Regions from separate parts of the Homo sapiens genome. Here region 2 is linked to region 1. Evidence: read pairs that join two places in POLR2A ChIA-PET (ENCODE). Cell type or tissue: CD4-positive, alpha-beta T cell. All regions are shown on one strand. Links, peaks and the distances in the headings refer to the core of each region. The heading gives the core; the rest is flanking DNA.

The links. Peaks named below come from ENCODE experiments on the same cell type or tissue, not always from the same donor. Only the 100,000 strongest peaks of a DNase experiment are listed, where the experiment ranks them.
Region 2: POLR2A ChIA-PET joins it to region 1 with 6 read pairs; 2 of 35 experiments call an interaction of 5 or more read pairs at or near these places.

What each region holds. Positions count from the first base shown.
Region 1 is chr7:36,114,359-36,117,267 of GRCh38, forward strand. No RefSeq gene overlaps it. Among named protein-coding and RNA genes, the nearest start is that of EEPD1, 37 kb to the right of the region's middle. In CD4-positive, alpha-beta T cell, for the core only: no CTCF peak of the experiment used is centred there; a DNase peak (open chromatin) is centred at 1,363; H3K27ac peaks cover 510 bases.
Region 2 is chr7:36,311,101-36,314,009 of GRCh38, forward strand. No RefSeq gene overlaps it. Among named protein-coding and RNA genes, the nearest start is that of MATCAP2, 55 kb to the right of the region's middle. RefSeq lists an enhancer at 432-949. In CD4-positive, alpha-beta T cell, for the core only: no CTCF peak of the experiment used is centred there; a DNase peak (open chromatin) is centred at 1,631.

The sequences.
Region 1 (2,909 bases), core at 218-2,717:
GTCAAACTGTCTTTCAAAGTAGCTGTACCATTTTGCATTCCCACCAGTAATGAAGGAGAGTTCCTGTTGCTCCTCATCCTTACCAGAACTTGCTATCATCAGTGTTCTGCATTTTGGCCATTCTAATAGGTGTGTAGAGGTACCTCATTGTTCTTTTAATTTGCATTTTCCTGATGACATGTGATGTCGAGCATCTTTACATGTGCTTACTTGCCATCTGTATTAGTCCAGTCTCACATTGTTGTAAAGAAATACCTGAGACTGGGTAATTTATAAAGAAAAGAGGTTAAATTGGCTCATGGTTGTACAGGCTGTACAGGAAGCATGATGTTGGCATCTGCTTGGCTTCTCTCAATAAAATTTGGGAAAATTAAAAAAGCAACAGCTCTGAATGATTGGTCTCAAAATGAAATCATAGCCTAAATGGCATCAAGATACTATATAAAAATGTTTATCCATTCACCTATTGAAGGACATCTTGGTTGCTTCCAATTTTTGGCAATTACGAATAAAGCTGCAATAAACATCTATGTATATGTTTTTGTATGCATATAGTTTTCAACTCATTTGGGTAAATATCAAGGCACATGATTGCTGAATTATATGTTAAGAAACAGTTTGTTCTGGGGAGGCCTCAGGAAACTTAGAATCATGGTGGAAGGCAAAGGGGGCACAGGCACATCCCACGGCTAGAGCAGGAGCAAGAGAGAAAAAGGGGAAGGTGCTACACACTTTTAAACAACCAGAGCTCCTGAGAACTCACTCACTGTGGCGAGGACAGTACCAAGAGGATGCTGCTAAACCATCATGAGAAATTCACCCCCAGGATCCCATCACCTCCCACCAGGCCCTACATCCAACGTTGGGGATTACATTTCAACATGAGATTTGGGTAGAAACACATCCAAAGTGTATCACCACCTGTGTATTTTCTTTGGTGAGGTGTCTATTCAGATCTTTTGCCTATTTTTCAGTTGGGTTGCTTGTTTTTGTATTGTTGAAGTTTAAGAGTTCTCCATTTAGTTTGGATAGCTGTCCTTTATCAGACATGTTTTTTGCAAATAGTTTCTCACAATCTGTGATTTGCCTTCTCATTCGCTTACTGTCTTTTGCAGAGCAGGAGATTCTGATTTTGCTGAGATTTTGACTGAGATTGCACTGAACCTATAGATCAATTTGTGTTGACAGTGGATGACTGAGGAGCAGTCCTCCAGGCATCAGTGGAGCACAGGCTGGGAGATAGTCTGGCATCAGAAGGGAGTTGCAAAGGCTGGCGGCCTGCCAGGCTAGGAGGGATGGCTGATTCATATTGGAATCTGTACTCTCTCCTCTCCCACCCACTCTGTAGGCCTGAGTCATAAAGAAACCTTGCGGTGCCTTCCCCTGTGCACCCTTGGTATAGCTGTGAACACTTCCCTCTGCACAGACACATTGACACATGGGGCTTATCACAAGGGACACCCAGAGAGGCTTCCTTGGAGGTGCCCTTGCATGACTTACAGAGTGGCATCCCAGGGGAAAGTAGCTAGGGCTCCTCCCCTGGTCAATCAGACTATCTGGTCCTTTCTGCTCTGAAGGCAGAGACCTCATTTTAGGGCTATAAACCCAGGCAGGACAAAAATAAAATACACATTCCAAAGACTCATGTCATCCTCCCCAGAGCTGGGGAACCACAGCATGGGTGGTAGTCTAGAGGCTGTCCCTCAGATGCTTGGCCTTCCATAGGCAGTTTTGCAACTGTCAAATCCTCCCCGACATCTGCCCCTCTGCTGTGTGTGCTCTCCAGGGGCCCAGGGTGCCGGTTCCCTCTAGCCTCCTTCTACCAAATGAAGCTTCTGCACATGTTCTTCCAAACTCAAATTTCTTGTGGGTAAAATTAGATCAGAGAGCTGGTGTTGCCGGGAAGCTGCCTCGAAAGTGGGTGGCTGCGGGCCATTAGCGGTAAAGATAAGTTAAAATAACTCTAATAAAAATGATGTTGAATGTGGGAAGCTGAAGCCCTTTTTTTGCCCATTATCCTGAGAACTGGTTGTCTTTCTGTTATTCTAGTTGTTTTGGGCCTCAAAATTACATCTGTATTTAAACCAAAGTTTTTATTTTTCCACCCAGATAAAGCCAGCTCTTCTCCTGCTGCTCCGGATAAGTGATTCCTCATCCTGTGTGCCTCAGCTCCTGCCACCACCTCCAAGAAGCCCTCCCTGATCCCCTCACAGAGTTAGCTCTGCACATCCTCTTGCTCCCTGTCTGCCTCACACCAGCTTCTCTGTCACAGTCGGGTCACAGTTGCTCCCTGGGTCTCCTGCCCCACTGGACTGCGAGCCCCTCCTCAGCAGTCACAGGACATATTGATCTTTGCATTCCACAGAAGGTGCACCTAGGAAGTATGAGTCAGAGGAGTGAGTTGGTGCTTTAAAAACCAAAGGCTAAAATGCAAGTGCTGTTCCATAAAAACCCCAACCGTTGGCAAGGGAAGTGACAGGACAGGACAGGGAAAGCAAGGCTTTGGAAGCAGGAACATTTTACTTCTCCTGACACCAAGAATAACCAAGACATGATTCTCAGCCTGAGTGTCCTCATCTGTGAAATGGGGTCAGTGATAGCAATCTTCCCAGGTCATTTGAGATTCAGGGCACAGACCAGTTCCTCAGAAATGTTAGTTTCTTTTCCTTCCCTAGTTAATAAAAACACTACTATGTTGGCAAGAAAGCCTGGGGCTTAGTCCTGGCTCTGTCACTAACAGTTGTGTGACTTCGGGAAACTACTTTACCCACTGGGTGCCTGCTTTATTTCCTGTCAACAGGAAGTACTGATTGGTCTGTAGATCAGATTTTTTATAATGCTGATGATTAAAATTTTGAAACGAAGTGTTTCCTAAGAGTTTCAGTCTTAGGAATGGAAACAGAGCCTAG
Region 2 (2,909 bases), core at 250-2,749, 200 kb after region 1:
GGAGTGGGATCCTCTTGTATTCCATGTTCACCTCTCCGTGAGTCTCCACTAAAGATGTGGCCAGGAGGAGTCTGAGCACCCACCAGGTCAAAGGGAAACTTCTTTCTCTCTCTCCTGGCTCAGAGAAGCCTCACCCAACAGCCAGGCAAAACAATTCATCCCTCCATCTTCTATCATGTGTAAGAAAACCGTGGGTCACCTTAATGAAATTTTTATTTTTTTTTTGAGATGGAATTTCCCTCTTGTTGCCCAGGCTGAAGTGCAGTGGTGCCATCTTGGCTTACTGCAACCTCTGCCTCCTGTGTTCAAGCAATTCTCCTGCATTCAAGCGATTCTCCTGCCTCAGCCTCCCGAGTAGCTGGGATTACAGGCGCACATCACCATGCCTGGCTAATTTTTGTATTTTTAGTAGAGACGGGGTTTCACCGTGTTGACAAGGCTGGTCTTGAACTCCTGACCTCAAGTGATCCACCCGCCTCAGCCTCCCGAAGTACTGGGATTACAGGTGTGAGGCCCCGTGCCCACTGCCCCGGCTACCACCCCCGCCTTAATGAAATTGAACCCTGAGCCTCCAGGCTGGGGATGCCTGGGGCTGGTTCTCCTCAGCTGAGAGGGCCTGAGCAGGCCAGCCCAGCCCTCTGCCCAGAGTTTCCTTCCTGCTGTGGCCACAGGGCTGCCACGGGGCACTCACCTTCCCACCTGCAACACTTCTGTCCGCAGCACAGCTAGGCCTAGCTGGAGCAGGTAACCCAGCCTTTACCCAAGACTTAAGGAGAGCAAAGAAGAAACAACCCCAGGGAATCATGAAAGCAGCTTTATGTGGCCTATAAGGTGGAATGTTCTCATCCTCAGCTTGTGGGAGTAGATGGGTGGTCTCCCTGCCTGACCCCACCTGGCAGACGCCAGCAGCCCCTGCCTCCTGGGAGGACCTTGAGTGGAACTGGACAACAAGGCCTCTCTCTGAGTGAGGCCCAGAAGTGGACAGCGATGAGCCCTCCTGCCTGTCTAGGGCTGTCATCCGAGTGCCACTGTTTTTGAGACAGGGTCTTACTCTGTTTCCCAGGTTGCAGCGAAGTGGTATAAGCATGGCTTACTGCAGCCTCGACCTCCTGGGCTCAACCAATCCTCCCACCTCAGCCTCCCAAGTAGCTGGTGAGACCACAGGCACTCAACCACCCCACAGGTTATTTTTTTCCCCCAGTTTTTGTAGAAATGGGGTCTCCCTATGTTGCCCAGGCTGGTCAGGACCTCCTGGGCTCAAGCAATTCTCCTATCTTGGCCTCCCAAAGTGTTGGGATTACAGGTGGGGGCCACTGTGCCCAGCCTCTGAGTGCCACCTCCTGCCTGACAATCAGTCCCTTCCCCAGTTGCCAGGCCCCAGAGATGTTTGTCTCTGTCAGAGAAGAGCCCAGCACTACCCACAAGGTCTACAAGAACCCATATTTGAGGGCGGGGCGTCCAGCAGATGGAAAAGAGGTGGGGAGGTATTCCTTAGGGGAAGAAGGGAGGGCACCGAAGTGAACAGGTGCTCGCTGCCAGCCTTGTCAGCACCACACACCTGGCAAGGCGCCTTAAACCTCACCTCAGCCCCATGGTGCAGAAAAGAAAACCGAAACTCAGAAGATAAGTAACCAGTACCTGGGCCTCGCCGCCAGGAGGCAACAAAGTCAGGATTCCAGCTCAGCTCCGACACCTGTGGCCTGGCTTTTAACAGTTTAGAGGGAGGCTCACAATTAAGAATAAATGCAGAAAAACGTTTGCAGCGGAGATAAAGAGTGTTGTGTGAACCTGAGGAAGGAGGGAGAACCTGCTCAGCTGGAGGCGAGTCTGAGGAGTCTTCCTGGGAGAGGTCCCCTTGAGCGGGGACCTGACCGGGTGAGTAGCAGATGGCATCCCCGGAAGAGGGGACCAGGAGGGCCGGGGTGTGGAGGGAGGACAGCAGTGATGTGGCTGCTCCTGGCAAGAGCTTAGGACGAGATATGGAGAGGAGACTGACGGGAGCCACAGGCCAGCTCTTCCAAGGCAGGCTAAGGATGTTGAGGTGGTTCTGCGGCGCTGGGGAGCATTGCAGGCTTGTGTGGGAGTAGGAACAGGTAGAGGAGGGGGCCTGCATCCGCAGTGCCGGGAGCGGCGCAGGTATCGGGGCAGGGATGGGGGATGGCTCTCGTTGCCGGCATATTATTGTGCGGTCCTTCGGCTAAGGTGTTAGCAGAGCTGGTGGGGGCCAGGTTGGTCACACTAGTCTCAGAGAAAGGCCTGAGGGGCTGGAAAGCAAGTGCAGAGGTGGGCTATTGGGACACTGTTGAGTGTCACAAGGACATGGGTTCGAGTTCTGCCTCCACCCTGACCAGCTTCAGGTTTCTAAGAAGTTGATCTTTGTTAGGTTTAAAAAAAAAGAAAAAAGAAAAATTCAGGAAAAGAGCCAGGTTTGGGGAGAAGATGCTAATCCCCGTTTTGGACAAGTTGAACTAGGGTGCCTATAGGTCAACTGCCCAGGCAGTTGGGAGCGGGTGGGGAAACCTGCCCTTCCAGAGCCTTCCATGATGGGTCTGCTGTGCTCCCGTCAAGGGTGGGACATTCCTCTATGAGAACACACATCAAACCGTGGAGTGCCTCGGCTGTCAGGCCTGCCTCCCAGCCAGACTGCACATGTAGAGAAGTAGAGGGAAGCTTACCTGAAGATGACAGTCCCGATGATGATGATGATGATGATGACGATGGTGATGATTGATCATGATGATGTTTTAAGAGCAGGGAGGCTGTTACCTTTTCTTATGGGCTGAAATGTGTCCCCTCAAAATTTATATTAAAATCCTAACCCCTAGTACTTTAGACTGTGACTTTATTTGCAAATAGGGTCATTGCAGACACAATTAAGATAAGGTCCTACTGGAGTAGAGTGAGCCCTT